Linked DNA regions of Mus musculus: region 2 is linked to region 1. A link is a loop called in an ENCODE intact Hi-C map of the cell type or tissue named here. Cell type or tissue: gastrocnemius. All regions are shown on one strand.

The links. Peaks named below come from ENCODE experiments on the same cell type or tissue, not always from the same donor. Only the 100,000 strongest peaks of a DNase experiment are listed, where the experiment ranks them.
Region 2: it touches region 1 in a loop (4-fold over the local background); 14 of 42 quality-filtered maps call a loop at or near these places.

What each region holds. Positions count from the first base shown.
Region 1 is chr12:51,755,632-51,763,631 of GRCm38, forward strand. It overlaps Hectd1 (HECT domain E3 ubiquitin protein ligase 1), which reads right to left. Exons shown (of 43, transcript NM_144788.2): 28 at 6,793-6,915; 29 at 5,383-5,539; 30 at 3,588-3,810; 31 at 1,416-1,470. Among named protein-coding and RNA genes, the nearest start is that of Strn3, 68 kb to the left of the region's middle. In gastrocnemius, a CTCF peak has its summit at 4,181 (motif pointing right); no DNase peak of the experiment used is centred here.
Region 2 is chr12:51,390,722-51,398,721 of GRCm38, forward strand. It overlaps Scfd1 (Sec1 family domain containing 1), which reads left to right. Exons shown (of 25, transcript NM_029825.3): 6 at 1,462-1,549; 7 at 3,100-3,189; 8 at 5,959-6,014; 9 at 6,972-7,057. All of the region lies in intron 3 of Gm40422 (a long non-coding RNA gene), which reads right to left. Among named protein-coding and RNA genes, the nearest start is that of Gm40422, 17 kb to the right of the region's middle. In gastrocnemius, no CTCF peak of the experiment used is centred here; no DNase peak of the experiment used is centred here.

The DNA.
Region 1 (8,000 bases):
GCCAGAGGAGATTTCAAGACAATCTAGCATTGACTCTGTCCTATAAATATTAGTAATCACTCTTATGCATATCTAGAATGAAAAGAAATAAGCTAGCCAAAGAGAAATACAAAATGTCCCATTTGAGAATAGGAGCACCAGAAAGTGTCATAGGACTAAATCCAGTGCTTAAGGAAATAAAACATTTAAAGAAAAGCCTGATGCTAAGTGGAATAAAGGAAGTGGTGACCACAGGGCAAAACCCTACCCTGCTAAGTTCCCAACCCGTGAAAAGGAACCAAAAGCTTAAGTATTGAAGGGAATAATTGCGGGAAGCTGATGGAAATGTAATTGGACCAGGGGGCCAAATTCCTGCCGATCAAGGATCAGACCTTGGAAACTTCGGGTATATGGATTTAGAATCAAGGATACAAGAAAGGGGTTGCGGCTCTCCCGCGAGGCCAGGTGTGTGTCGTAAGCATGCCTCATGGAGGCCCAGGGAGGACACTGAATGAAGCTGTGATGATAAAGCCTGGATTGCCTTGGAGACCTCAAGATCTTGGAGATGCCAGAGTTGTGGGACATCTGCCAAGGAGAGCTGCAGACTGTGGAACCAGCCCAACGAAAAGAAGTATGTTGCAGTCAACAAAGCTGAAAGGAGTTAGAGATCTGAAGCCCATTTTGACATCAGACACAGGAATACAGAACCTGAAGCCTGTCCGCGGGCTTTCAGCTTTGTTGCAGAATGTCCTAACTCTGCTCCCTCCCTCCTTCTGAAATGGTAATACATATCCTGTTCCATATATGTTAGATGCGGTCTGCAGCTTGGCTTTACGAAGGGTTACAGTTAAAAGATTGCCACAAGTCTCAGAGACTTTGAACTTTGGACTTTTAAACAGTGTGGAAACTTTTAATAGACCATGGGAACTTCTGAAGTTGGACTGAATGCAGTTTTGCATTATATTAAACAAAGCTACAGGGCTGGGAAGTGGAATGTGTTAGTTTGACTGAGATGGCTCTCAGAGGCTCATATAGTTGAATACTTAGTCACCCAGCAGGGAATGAAATCCTTTCCCAGGATTAGGAGAACTAGGAGGTGTGGTCTTATTAGAGGAAGTGTGTCTCTGGGAGTAGCTTTGAAGTTTCAAAGGCCCATGCCAGGCCCAGTCTCTCCCCTCTCCCTGTTGCCTACAGAATAGGATGGATGTAGCCCTCAGCAGCTTCTCCAGCACCACTTGGACTCAATGTCATCCTCCTAGCCATAATGAAAATGGACTAAATGTCTGAAAGTGTAAGTGAGCCCCCTCTTAAAGGCTTTCTTTGTAAGAGGTGCCTTGGTCATGGTTGTTTCACAGCAATACCACAGAGGCTAAGATATCCTTTTACTTTTTTCACTAAGTAACTAAAAATAGACCCACTTTCTAAAAATAACTTACCATTTTCCCATTTTCCTTTTCTTTATCAGAATCCTTCATTTCTCTATACATGATTCTAAACATGAAGACATTATTCAATTAATTCATGAATCAAATGATTTAGTTATTTCCAATAAAGCTGTAATCTATTAAAAATAAATGTTAATAAGGTGATTCATTAGATATATACTAACATTAAACATTAAACTCAAGGAATTGCTAGCGAGTATTCTTCCACTGAGATATCTCCAATCCTTGCTCTTTGTAACAACCATTGCTGTGTAGTCTTGTAGCCTAGGCCAGACTCAAAATTGATTCTCGTGACTACTGATTCTGCCTCCATCTCCCAAATGCTGGGATTATAGCCATATGACACTTTGTCTGGCTCAAATAGAAAATTTAAGACAAAATATCTAAAGAAAGCATACATCACCAGATGTGCTGCCACAGGCCCAGTACTCAAGAGTAGGAGAGCCGGGCAAAAGGACTGTTAAGTTCAAAGTCACCCTTTGCTACACAGGAAGTTTACGGCCAACTTGGGCTACATGAAACTCCACCTTAACCACACACACAAATCGCCACTGTCTGTGTGTGCATGTGAATGCACAGTAAATGCACATACAGCACAGAAGCCCGTGGGACTCAGGGCTGAAAGTCGACTCTCCTTCCAGCAAGTAGGCTTCGGGAGCCGGCCTGTTGGGGAACAGGTAATCCCAAGTATCTCCAGCCTGTCATACCGGTTTACATTCTGCCACAGGGGTAGGGGTGGGGCTGTCAGTTACAGAAAACAACTTCCCCTGATGCTTAGGTCCTACACTTTACAGAAAATCCACGATTACTCTGCTACAATGCAAACAGGAGTTTCTTACTTGAAACTGCTTCATCTTGGTCTCTGAGTACACATAGGCATGTGAGAACAGCTGAGGTTTATAGTAGTCGTAGTAATTCTGCTGTTTCTCATAGAAGAAGTAGTAGTCTTTCTTTTATTTCTCTCTCTCTCTTTTTTTTTTTTGATTAAATCTCTTCCCTACACTTTTATTCTTTAAAGAAGGCCCCCAGCTGTGTGTGCATATGTATCAGAGGAGATAACTTGGAGTTCTCCCATCAAGCACTCTTCAGCCAATGTCCATTCTCAACATCCCTAAATCTAGAGGGCTAAAGGTATGAATGTTTTCTATAATAAGTGTTTTGGCTTCCTTTATTGTTACATAAATGAAATGGGGTAAAACATTTTTCCTATGACTAGAAAGGCTAGGATAGGGCTGGTAAAATGGCTCAGTGGTAAGAACACTGACTGCTTTTCCGAAGGTCCTGAGTTCAAGTCCCAGCAACCACATGGTGGCTCACAACCACCCATAATGAGATCCGAGGCCCTCTTCTGGTGCATCTGAAGACAGCTACAGTGTACTTATGTATAATAATAAATAAATCTAAAAAAAAAAAAAAGAAAGGCTAGGGTAACAATAACAAGAAGGCTTATTTTCTAAGACAGTGAAATAAATTTTCAGTTTCTGAGAAGGTGATAAAGTCATTGCATTTCTATCTCAAAAAACTACTATTATCAGATATCATCCAGGATTATGACTATTAAAAGAACATCATAAACCAAATTAATGTTAAATTAAATATCAATGTTTGTTTAAAATACTAATTACTTACTCATAATAATAAAGCACTTAACTATTCCCGAGAAAAAGCAGCTGAAAAGACTACATGTGTTAATTCATTAATTCCTCACAATAATGCTTCATTTTATACATTTTTGGTACTAAGAAGCAAAAATGTCCAATCTTTGGGGGTATAGCTTGGGTAGAGATTTAACTGAAAGCACGTTAAATCTGTCATGTCATTGACAATAATTTGCAGAATGAATAAAGAGGTAGTTTAACTCACATATTCTGCTAAAAGAACAAATAAAGTATACTTAGTGTTTCTGTCACATGCAATTATAAAAATCCAATTGACATTCTTTTCAAGCCTGAGCCCAGATTAGTATGGACTATTTCTAAAGGTTCTCCAGTTCTAAAGTTCAGCCACCCTGCATCTGGAGTTAGAAACAACCTCACTGGGTCTTGCAAAGAAACAAACAAAAGCGTATTTTAAGTTCCTGTAATCCAAAATACAAAGACTCACTGTTCCTAGGCTCATAGATAATAACAATGTTTACTTAAATATCAAGTTAAAATCTCTTACGTGTAAGTGGGCTCCCAAATACGCCTAAGTTTATCTGACTTCACATTGCCATTACAAGACAGTTGAAGCAGTTTTTGTACATAGTAAAAGATGGTGGATCTGAAATTGGTAAGTGGCAGTTCAACTTCCCGCGTTGTTCCAAGCCCCGTCACTTTCAGTGTGAGAGCCAAGCGAGGTGACGGAGTACATTCAACTTCCTCCAAGAGCTCTGAGTGAGGTGTTCCTAAAGATATCAAAGATGTAAAAACAATCAGAGCACAAAGAGCACAGACAAGGCCATACACTCACTAATCATGTCCACTTTAGACTCCCCTGGCTTCAAGACTTGACTTACTACATCTGGTGTGAAGGAACAGGTCACAGAGTTCAGGATGGCCTGGATTATACAGCATGTTCCAGGCTGGACTTTGAACTCATGACAATCTTTTTTTCCCTGAGCCTCTCAAGTACTGGAAAAACATGATCACTGACTGTTTTACTTAAAAATAAAAATAAACGATTAAAAATTTTTTCAATGTATGAAACAAAGTGTCTTGCTTGCATGAATATATGTGTATACCACATATTTGATATAGTGCCTATGGAGGCCAGAAGAGGGCATCAAACCCCAGAGTCTGCAGCTCCAGATATTGTGAGCTGCCGTGTCAGGGTCCTCTGAAATGCAGCAAGTGTTAACTGGTGTGCTTTCTATCCAGCCTGCTTTGTTTTGCTTTAAAGTGGGAATTATTATACCTAGGTTACTTAGAGACAGAATAACAGAACAGGTATATGTATATGAAATATATACATTTTTATTTAAAATGCTTGATAACTTATAGATTATAAACTAAAATTATCACTGACCCTACACTCAAGGAATACCATTTACTCTGAGCCAATGATCTGTCAAACTTTTATTTACAGTACATGAATAAATTAAGAATACAAATATAAATAGGTTGATGACATACTTAGGAAAAAAACTCATCTTTTTATTGACTCATAATTTTTCTTTCTTCTTTATATCATACAACTCTTAAAATAGTGTTTATTCATTGTAGTGCACTCCACTGTGCTTTATGCTGTTGTTGTTTTCAGGACAGGGTCTTACTATGTAGCTCTGGCTGTCCTAGAACTCACTCTGTAGACAATGCTGGACTCAAGTCACAGAGATCCACCAGATAGGAAAAATATTGATAGAGCTGATTGATACAGAAAGCTATGTGTACTCCTTAAGTAACTGTTCTTGTGTCAAGTTCAGAACATTTTATTCAAGCTATATCCTCACATAAAATATATTAAAAAGTACATGTGCCTTCATATTGTACACAGTATCTTTATAGCAATAAAACATGTTAGTGACAAATCTTTAAGGATCATAAATTAGAATACTGGGCATCTACCTATTGAAGCACAATCAGGTACGAGAAGTAAAGATTCATTCTTACTACAAAATGGATGCTCTTAGAACACAAATTTATTATTTCATAGTTCCTGAGGTTTGAAGTTTTACCTGGAGTGGGGATGCCACAGAGCACATGTGGAAAGCGTGGGACAATTTATTAGCTCTCTTCTTCTACCATGTGGATTCCAGGGTTTGAACCCAGTTTGTCAGGCTTAGCAGTAAGTTCCTAGCAGTAAGTTCCTTTACTCATCGAACCCTTTCACTGGCCCCAAATCTATACAACTTAGTTTTTTAAAAAATTGTTTTATTCATAAACTAAAAATACAAGTGGCCCTTTACTGTTCAAACTGTATATAATCATCTCATTTGTTGTCAATTAAAACTAGAACACAACACTTAAATATACTGTACCTGGGGGAGGAATTTCTAGGTCAGTTGTCTGCTGGACATTGGTACGACCAGGTCTAGGATCAAAAGCAGGGACCAGTGCAGAAAACTGGCGCTTTAGCACATAGTCGTCATCCCAGGCTCTGCGGCGGCCTCCTTTGGTTTCATACTCTTCTTCTTCCTAGTACAAAGATTCCACACAGACTTACAGTTGAGGGAAATGACTCTTCCTAAATTGATTAGCCATCTACCAAATAAGTTACCTATATGTTAAGTAATTCTTTAACTGTTAAATTACATTTAATTATGTGTCTATTTTTATGTCTATGTGGAAGTCAGAGGACAACTTGTGGGAGTTGATTCTCTCCTTTGTACTTATACATCTCAAAGATCAAATTTGGGTTTGTCAGGCTTGGTGGCAAAAGCTTTAATCCACTGAGCCAAGTTACTGTCCTTTAGTTCTTTATAGGGACTGTACTTCCTTTATATGAACTGATTGCGAAAGAATAAAACAAGCTAATACAAATGTGTAAAAATACATGTTTCTCATACGTATAGTTTGGTGGTTAAAGAAATCCATACTATATGCAACCTGTATTTCCTAGTGTTGATATTACAATTTTGTAGTATATTACGAACCACTGGGGCAAAAAAAAAACTCGTCAAAAGGCACATGCAACCTTTTGTAGTACTTTGAGACTATTATTTTAAAATAAGTTTTTTCCTAATGCCAATTTAATTTCATTCTGAACTATTCATAAAAAGTAGATGAGTCACTTGTGAGGTGCCTTAAATTTCTATATGACAAACAGATGAAGCGTTGGTTGTTAAAAATCAAATGACATACATGCATACATACGCCTCTCAGTTTAAACACTTGACTGCTAGAAGTTTTTCTTTTTTTCTTTTTCTTTTTTTAACGATTTATTTCATGTATGTAAGTACACTGTTGCTGTCTTCAGACAACACCAGAAAAGGGCATCAGATCCCATTACAGATGGTTGTGAGCCACCATGTGGTGCTGGAATTTGAACTCGGGACCTTTGGAAAGAGAAGTCAGTGCTCTTAACCGCTGAGCCATCTCTCCAGCCCAAGGCAAGAGATTTCTTAATCAGGAAAAAAAAAAAAAAAAAAAAAAAAAGAGAGAGAGAGAAATAAAAGAAAGACTACTACTTCTTCTATGAGAAACAGCAGAATTACTACGACTACTATAAACCTCAGCTGTTCTCACATGCCTATGTGTACTCAGAGACCAAGATGAAGCAGTTTCAAGTAAGAAACTCCTGCTTGCATTGTAGCAGAGTAATCGTGGATTTTCTGTAAAGTGTAGGACCTAAGCATCAGGGGAAATTGTTTTCTGTAACTGACAGCCCCACCCCTACCCCTGTGGCAGAATGTAAACCGGTATGACAGGCTGGAGATACTTGGGATTACCTGTTCCCCAACAGGCCGGCTCCCTGCTCCAGAAGGGACCTGTGGGAGCTGGGAGGTGACGACATGGTGTGTTACGTCAGAGCGAGAGCCAGCTCGGCGTTGCAGGGAGGGACGTCTCAGAATCTAAGATTAAAAAAAAAAAACACCAAGAGACATATGTCTAATTATTTGATCTACACTCTTCAATCAGTCTAGCCCCCAAAAACTGTTACTTAAAAATCTCTTTTACACAGTCAGCTATTGGATGGATCACAGGGCCCCCAATTGAAAAAAAAAAAAAAAAATAACTCTTTTAGTTAGACAGTGGTGGAGCACTCCTTTAATCCCAGCACTCAGAAGGCTGAGGCAGGTGGATCTCAGGGTTCCAGGATAGTTAGGGCTATACAGAGAAACCCTGTCTAGAAGAACATAAAAACAAAAATGAATGAATGAATGAATGAATGAATGAATGAATGAATGAATATTAGGGGCTGGAGAGGTGGCTCAGAGGTTAAGAGCACTGACTGCTCTTCCAAAGGTCCTGAGTTCAAATCCCAGCACCCACATGGTGGTTCACAACCATCCATAATGAGATCTACCACCCTCTTCTGGAGTGTCCAAAGACAGCTATAGTGTACTTACATACAATAAATAGATAGATAAATAAATAAATAAAAGTTCCTTCATCGGTCATCTTCAGCAAAGATGGAGTATCTGGGGTTTTTAATTTGTCATGTATTAAATATTAACCTTCTCCATAAGAATATACCTAGGTTTTTTTTCTTTCTTCACTATAGTAGAGATTGAACGCAGAGCCTTGTATCTGCTAAATAAGTACACCACTGAGTTACACCTCCAGTCCTTTTAGTATAAACTTTATTCTGAGACCACATTTATTACATAGCCCAGTCTGGCCTGGATTTACTATGACTACCAGGCTGCCATAAAATCTGTGATCTTCCTGCTTCAGGCACAAAGTGCTGGGACTACAGTAGTATGTCATCAACATTTTTAAAAATATATACTATTTATTTTGTATGTGTGAGTACATATGTATGAACCTGGTGTATACATGGAGATCAGAGGACAAGCTGCATCGATCCAGTCTCTCTTTTCACTATGCGAGTCCCAGTTATTATTGAACTCAAGTCAGCAGGCATAGTGGCAATTGTTTTTACCCACCCATCACTCTTATGGGCCCCAGGCGTACACCATTAAATGATACATAC
Region 2 (8,000 bases), 360 kb before region 1:
TGTGATCATATTGACATTGCTTTATCCGAACTTACTACAGTAAGTCACTGGGTCCTCCAAATCTTTTTTATTTAGGAAAACATATCTAAAGAAACCAGAGTATACTCTAAGGATAAAAATGTACAGCAGGCCAGCATCCTAGTGACATTTTAGCCAGAGACACTTCAGCTACAGGCACTCTCAGATAAATCCCGGCTTTACCCTGTGTTATGTGTGTTTCTAGAATTTTGAGAGGACACCAGTTGTTGTAGGGACTGTATAGACAGGAAAGATGAAGCATGCATTCGCAGTTACCCTCACTGCATCTTAGACTTAGATATAGCCCATTGCTACTGTAAGTAGCTTTTCAGGCTTCTTCCTATGTGTTGTCACTTAGAATTTCTCACTAATTTCAAACAAGCATAGGAATTGTTTCAGTTTGTTGAACTAAACTTACTACCGTTCAGATAGGTTTTTTAAGAATACTTTTACTTATGTGTATATGTGTGCGTATGTACACGTTGGGGTCAGGGGAGGGGATCAGAGTCCCTGGGGCTGGAGTTCCGAGCAGCTGTGAGCTTGGAACACCACCTTAGGTGGGTGCTGTAAAACTAAGTCTGGTTAAACAGTTTTCCTCTGGGAAAACAATTGGGCCTCTGATCACCCCGCCTGTCCAACCCCTGGTAGTGTTATAAAATTTGTACTTATAAATTTATAAATGTCATGGTGCAGAAGCAGCAACTGTGTGGTTGTTAAGAACATGAGGCTACAGAGATGGGAACTGTAAATTACAGGTTTCCTTCAAGGGCGTCCGTTCCCATCACAGCCACAATTTTACTTTCCGTATCTGTTTCAATTTTGTTTTCTGAAAATATCACTCTTTTGATTGCCCCAAATTTGTTTTCATTGGTTTAAAAATATTTTTGTTTTGTTTTTGTTTTTATTAATCTTAATCTCCTTTTTAAAAGATGCGTATTTTTGTTTATGTGTCTGTGTGTATGAATGTATGCCACATGTGTGTAGCTGCAGTGGAGGCCAGAAGAGGGCTGGAGTTACAGATGTGCAGTCTATACACATGGGTGCTGGCACTAAACCTGCTCTCTCTGGGAGAGCAAGCAAACCCTCGTAACTACTGAGCTATTTCTCCAGCTCCTGTTTTTAACTCTATTTATATAGGTAGTTATCCTGCTACTTGGCATAATTTTTAATTATTTTTTATTTTTTAATATTTAATTTTTAAAAAAATTTTTCGAGACAGCGTTTCTCAGTGTAGCCCTGGCTGTCCTGGAACTCACTCTGTAGACCAGGCTGGCCTTGAACTCAGAAATCCACCTGCCTCTGCCTCCCAAGTGCACCACCCCGCCCAGCTTAATTTTTACTTATATTTAATTATAATTTCCATATTTTTGCCATTTGGTGATTCAACCAAATTAAATTTTTACTATAGCTATATTGTAAAATTGTTTGTTTGTTTGTTTCTAGGTTTTTGACCAGTATCTCAATTTTATTACTTTGGAAGATGACATGTTTGTATTATGTAATCAAAATAAGGAACTTGTTTCATATCGTGGTATGTAAAAATATGAATTTTACAAGTTATTGTAGTATTTGACAAAATAAATACCAGTGATTCTTAAAGTACACCAAGCACAAGCTTCAGATTAAATTATGTCACAGATAAGTAAGACATAATAAATTTGGTTTGTAATTCAGTTAAGTACCAGCTCTCTGGCCTGCTCGAAATCCCCAGGACAGCTTACACACGTGATGCACTCATACCAAGACAGTGTCTCCATGCAAGACAGTTAGTTATCTCTTACCTTGACCTTAGACAAAAGTAACATACTTTACTTCTGTATTTATTAAGCTTTGGTCCAGATTGTGAGCTTCTGAGAACAGACAACATTCTCTTGGCTTCACTGAGATCTCTAATACGCTTTCTTATTATAATTAGAGAAAACAATTTGTTCAAAAGACATGGTTTTGTTTTGAAGCCTAAGCTAGCTTCAAACTTGGGGTCCTCCTGCCTCAGCGTTCCCAAGGCTTTCAGATATCAACCCCACCATTCTGGGCTCAGCTGAGGTTTTCTATGTCAGTTGTTATTCACAGAAGGCTATTTACCATTTGTTGATTTTTTTCAAACTAATTAGCACCTAATCTTGTGTTTGAAACCTAGCTTCCCATAAGCCTTTACACTTAGGAATTTTAATTATAAGTCTGACAAAAATGAAAGCAAGCATCTTTAATTTTTTCCTCGGCCTATTTATTACATTGTCCCAACCAGTCTCTGTCAGTCCTGCTCATCCTGCTGAGCTAGGACACTTCACTGTTAAGTTCATCAGGCACGTACCATTGCATTGAAATTTAGTTCAGTCTTTTTCTTTTAAAAGCGATTCAGCCAGTCCAGGCAAATTTATAAGCCTATTAAACAAAACTGCCTAATGTTAAGTAATTTAAAAAATGACTAAACTTGTAATAAATATGACGTTCCTTAAGCAGTCAGTACTTACACAGTAGCCCTTGGGGTAAAATGTGCGTTCCTGTTGTTTTACCTCTACCTTCAATATCCATTACATCTGGTGACGTGTGTACATGTCTCGCCTCCGTCAAACGGAGATCATCTGAGACAAGGAAACTCGATGTCACCAGTCGTGTTGGCATTCCTGAGGAACAGTTTGGAGCTGGAGTTTAGACCCAAGGACTGTACTTCTGAAGAAATTTTACTCATGCCAGATGATTGACAGAATGACCCAGACTTAATTAATGTTCATCAGGTGTTCTCCATGCTGCCTGTTTCGTCGGGCCTGACTAGACAACAGTCAGTAGGAACACCTCAGTGACAGCATATTTCCTTGGATTTGGTACTGCCTGGTGAATTATTGTTTTTATCTTCTCTGTTTGGACACACTTTCCTTAGGTATTTTGATATGTCCAGTTAGTTGATGCTTTCCTCATATGTTGTTCATGTTACATATTGGTTTTGTAATTCAGGTTAGTATCTACATATTGTGTGTGTGTGTGTGTGTGTGTGTGTGTGTGTGTGTGTATGTATATATGTATATATATGCGAGCTTAATAAAGATGTAAATTTTGATTGCTTGTTTTTCCTCTTTGTCTTAGCCATTAACAGGCCAGACATCACAGACACAGAGATGGAAACTGTTATGGACACTATTGTGGACAGCCTCTTCTGCTTTTTTGTTACATTAGGTAAGCTTTTAAACCTATCTGCTCCTTCAAAGAAACTAATTAACAACTCATTTGACATGTTATACACTCTCATTTTTTTTTTAAAGACAGTCTTACTGGCTGGCCTTGAACTCACAGAGATGAGCCTGCCTCCCAAGTGCTAAAGATATGTGCTATGATATCTGGCTACAATATTGTTCTAACCTGTCTGAATATAGAGGGGTTCTCTAAAGTTGAGATAAAGCACGCATTCCATAATATTAAAATAAAATAATCATAGTAACAACATACAGCTGTTCCATGTGAGATAGCATTCAGATTTGTTTTGTCTTTTTAGGTGAGTTCTCCTGGGCTCCCAAGTGCTGAGATGACAGATACACATCACCATACCCAGCTCAGCAGACCTTTTGAGAGTTAACTAATGCCTTAGATAACAGGGGGAGTTAGATAACAGCTCCTTAATGTAGAGTTGAAGTGGTTTGTCGATGGTTCCAGCCTGTTGTTGACTATTTTCTAGCTGTCTTTAGTTTCCGTCATAAAAGCTTTCAATCATACTTCTGAGTAGAAAGGTCTGTGCATAGTAGTTTTTAAGGCAAATGCAAGAGCTTCCAGAAAACACTGAACTTAACGTGCATCATCTCTTCAAGTTTAACGTTTCACTGAATTATCTGTAGTTATTTCGGTTACATTGAATTTACTATCTTATACATGGTTTTATACTTTAGTCATAGATCTTTACAGAAAAGTAATTGCAATTTAGATTTTACACATACCTAAAACCTCTTGGTTAAGGTAACCCTCACAGATTAATAACCTCTATTAATAAATACTAATAAACTCTTTCACAAGTAGAAATAAAAGAGAAACCATTTGAACCATATATGGGGCTTAGATATATGAGGAAAATTCATACAAATTCTTGGGTTCCTCCCTTTTCAGATTTATTTATTCATTTTATATATGTGAATATACTGTAGCTGTACAGATGGTTGTGAGCCTTCATGTGGTTGTTGAGAATTGAATTTAAGGCCTCTGCTCACTCCGGTCAACCTAGCTCGCTCTGGTTGGCCCTGCTTGCTCCCATCAGCCCGCTTGCTCAGTCCTGCTCGCTCTGGCCCAAAGACTTATTTATTATTATACATAAGTACACTGTAGCTGTCTTCTGACGCACCAGAAGAGGGTTCAGATCTCATTACGAGTGGTTGTGAGCCACCATGTGTTTGCTGGGATTTGAACTCAGGACCTTCAGAAGAGCAGTCAGTGCTCTTACTGGCTGAGCCATCTCGCTGGCCCCAGGTTCCTTCCCCAATTTTACATCTTAACCCCAAACTTAGATCTTTGGTTTCTGACCCCTTATTTTCTATCTGTTATTTCTCTGTTGCTAGGTGTCTCCATTTTTTCAAGAGTCTTACCTCCATCTAGTTTTTGCCTGTGTTCTCACTACTCTCCAGTGGATTCGGGTGTTGGTTGGCTGATGGGCTGAGCCCAGGGCTGTGCTGGGTGAGCACTGAGTGCAGTGCTGCCTCTCCAGCCTTTGTGTTTGCTGTCCTCACTGCTGAGAGCACTGCAGGTGGATAACCTACAGTCACAAACAGACATGCTGCCCTCTGTCTGCCGTCCTATGCTCTCCTGCCTTTTACCTGTCCTTATGCCTATGGCATGCGTGAGAGTTGTCATTGTCCCTAGCAGAAGTCATAGTCATAGGAATAGTAGTAATTACACTTTAGCAGGAGATTAGACCAAAGATGTACAAAAATGATATTCAGTGTTTTCCTTACACATACTATGGCAGTAGGTAGAAAACAGTCTGATGATGTCATCGGTTTGTTGTTGTTGCTGTTGGTTTTCAGAGTCAGAGTCTTCCTGTGTAGCTTGAGCTCATCTTGAATGTCTGTCATTCCAAGCTGCTTCTGGCTGGGTTTGTAGTCTTGTAGCCCAGGTGGCTGTCTACGTCTGTGTATTTTCCCTTCTGCTGCTTTTGGTTGGGCATTCTTTTGAGGGACAGGATCTCATGTGTAGTGCAGCCTAGAGCTGGTCTTGAACGCTTTCAGTTTCTTATCTCAACTTTCCCAAGGCCTGGGGTTGTTATAACAAGCACACATAATGTAGGCCATCAGAAGAAGGCTTTTAAAGATTAATAGTATTGTACATTTTCACTTGAAAGTGAGTACACCTTCCTCTGGGAAGGCAAGCGCCGTGACCGCTGCACAAGCATGGTCGTTCATTATTAGCGTGCTTCACGCTTCTCTGTCTGACGGTTCAGCCTTTGATAAATCATTTACTGTATCATAAAGAAAGATATTAGGAGGTCCAGTGAGTTGATGTGATTGTGGAAAGAGGCATTTAGGAGTCTAACATTAGTGAAGGCTATGCTTGCTGGTACCGTTTAAGTTGGGTTTACAAAAGGATTACAGTCATTTACTGTTAAATTATTTTTTAAAGTAGTCGCAAACTGTTGTAGTCCTAAGCTCTTTTTATTCTTTCATTTTGAACCAAATAAAGTAAATGCTGTGACTAGAGGGGAAAGCTATCCTTTGAACTTCATGAGGAAGTCCGAATGCTGATGTAGTCCATCCCTGAAAATATTAGTCCCACTGATCAGCTCCATGTAAAAGGATTCCTCTTTGGCTGTCTATTGCTTAAGGAGAGGTGAATTTCCAACCCTTGTTTTCACTCTTGAGATGTTTAAGTCCTTTTGTGTCTAGCATGAAATCTATGCATCCTGACATCTGCCAAAGTATACGTTTTAGCTCAGAGCTGTGGTCATTGCTAACACTTATTGTTAAATAGGTGCTGTTCCCATCATCCGATGCTCAAGAGGAACGGCGGCAGAAATGGTGGCAGTGGTGAGTTTTGCCTCTGAGTACAAACACTGCTGTATGAGGTGCTCTCTCACAAGGACTCTGGCTACTCGGGTTGTACGTGCAGTACCTATGATAGGAGGCCGTCTTTGTGAATGTCTCTGCAGTAGAGTAAAATTGTCAGTTCCATGTGCTTGTCTCGATCTTCACTGCACTTTGTGGCATGCACTTTTACATATTTTATACTTACCTTCCCCCAAATTATTCCATATTCTTCTTTTTATTAGCAAGTGTTTATTAACAATACACATTTTAAATGTTCATGTTGAATTAAAGAGAATTTTCTTTAAAGATTAAAAAGGTGGGACCAGGCAGTGGTGGTGCACGCCTTTAATTCTAGCACTCGGGAGGCAGAGGCAGGCAGATTTCTGAGTTCGAGGCCAGCCTGGTCTACACAGTGAGTTCCAGGACAGCCAGGGCTACAGAGAAAACCTGTCTTCAAAAAACAAAAAAACACAACCAAAAAATATTAAAAGGGGGATTAGGAAAACCAAAGAATTACTTTAAAAAAAAATAAGTATCCATGGCGCAGAAAGACAGTGTAATGCACAGCTGTGTGGGCTCAGCTGCCCGAGTGAGCCCTGGTGGAGGCTGACGTCCTCGTCTGCTCCATCTCTGATCTGAGCGTGCTCTACTCGGCTCTTTCTTTATTCTCGCCCATCCAGATGAGCCTTCTTTATTTCAGTCATGCTTAAGAGAAGCTTAGTCACACTGAAAGTGTTCATTGCTGATACCGGGATGGAAACACGTTTTTAAAATTGATTTCCTTAATACAAGTTACAATGGTATTGAGATAAATAAAACCCTAAAATATTTAGGTTTTAGAATTACCACTTTGTAAAGAAAGTCCAGACTTCTTGATTATATAACTAAGACACATTGAGTCACCTACATAACGTTAATAAGAAAGTATTAACAGTTCATCTAAAATTTGATTTTCAGAAACTAGATAAAAAACTTCGGGAAAATCTAAGAGATGCAAGAAACAGCCTTTTCACCGGTGATCCACTTGGAACTGGCCAGTTCAGGTATTTATTTGCCTCTTGAGTACAAACATGAGCTAATGTAATTGAAAATAAAATAAGAGTTTTTGTTTTGTTTTCCTTGTATGATAAAAATACTTTATCGTGAGAGAAGTGTTTCTTACTTTTCGATCTGATATTAGAGTCAAGGTTTTGACTTAAGTGAAGCATACATAGACAGCATATAGAAATTACCTTCTTCTGGTAGAAATGTCTCTATGTTTCCATCTATTCAATGCTTTTCATTTGCATGGCTTTCAAGGTTCAAAGCAATTTCTTTTCAGCTATCAGTAATCTTCTTGGTGATAAATGGGAATGCGTTGTTCCCATTTTTACATTGAGATACTAATAACTCGCAGGCTATCTCTGTCATTTAGCATAAGCAAGTAATGCCAAAGATACTGACTGCTCAATTTCTATCAAGTAGGAATATGTTTTAAAAACATGAATAGTAGAGTGCATTTTGATTTTGTTTGTTTTCTTTTGTTTTTATTTCTTTTTGTTTTGTAGCCCTGGCTGTCCTAGAACTCGCTTTGTAGACCAGGCTGTCCTTGAGATTTGCCCACCTCTGCTTCCCACATGGTGGGATTAAAAGCATGTGCCAGTGCCACCTGGCCTGAATTTTGACTCTTAACAGAAGTAAAAACTATTGACATAAAGAAATAAACTCACCGAAATGTCTAAGAGTTATCAAGAGGAGAGAGTTTTGTAAAGTGACTTCTTACCTACAGTTTTGATTAATTAATAAAGCCCGTGGGGACAGAAATTATGTATAGAAATAACATTTACTTATTCATATACTCTAACTTTGAGGGCTTCTTAACTATGAACTGCTCCTGTCTGTGGAGCTCACGATGGATTTGTGTTTAGCTATTTGGCCATACCAACTCTCACATCATCGTATGCCCTCCTCTGCTTTCATTAATATTATTTCTCATTAAGGGGGAAC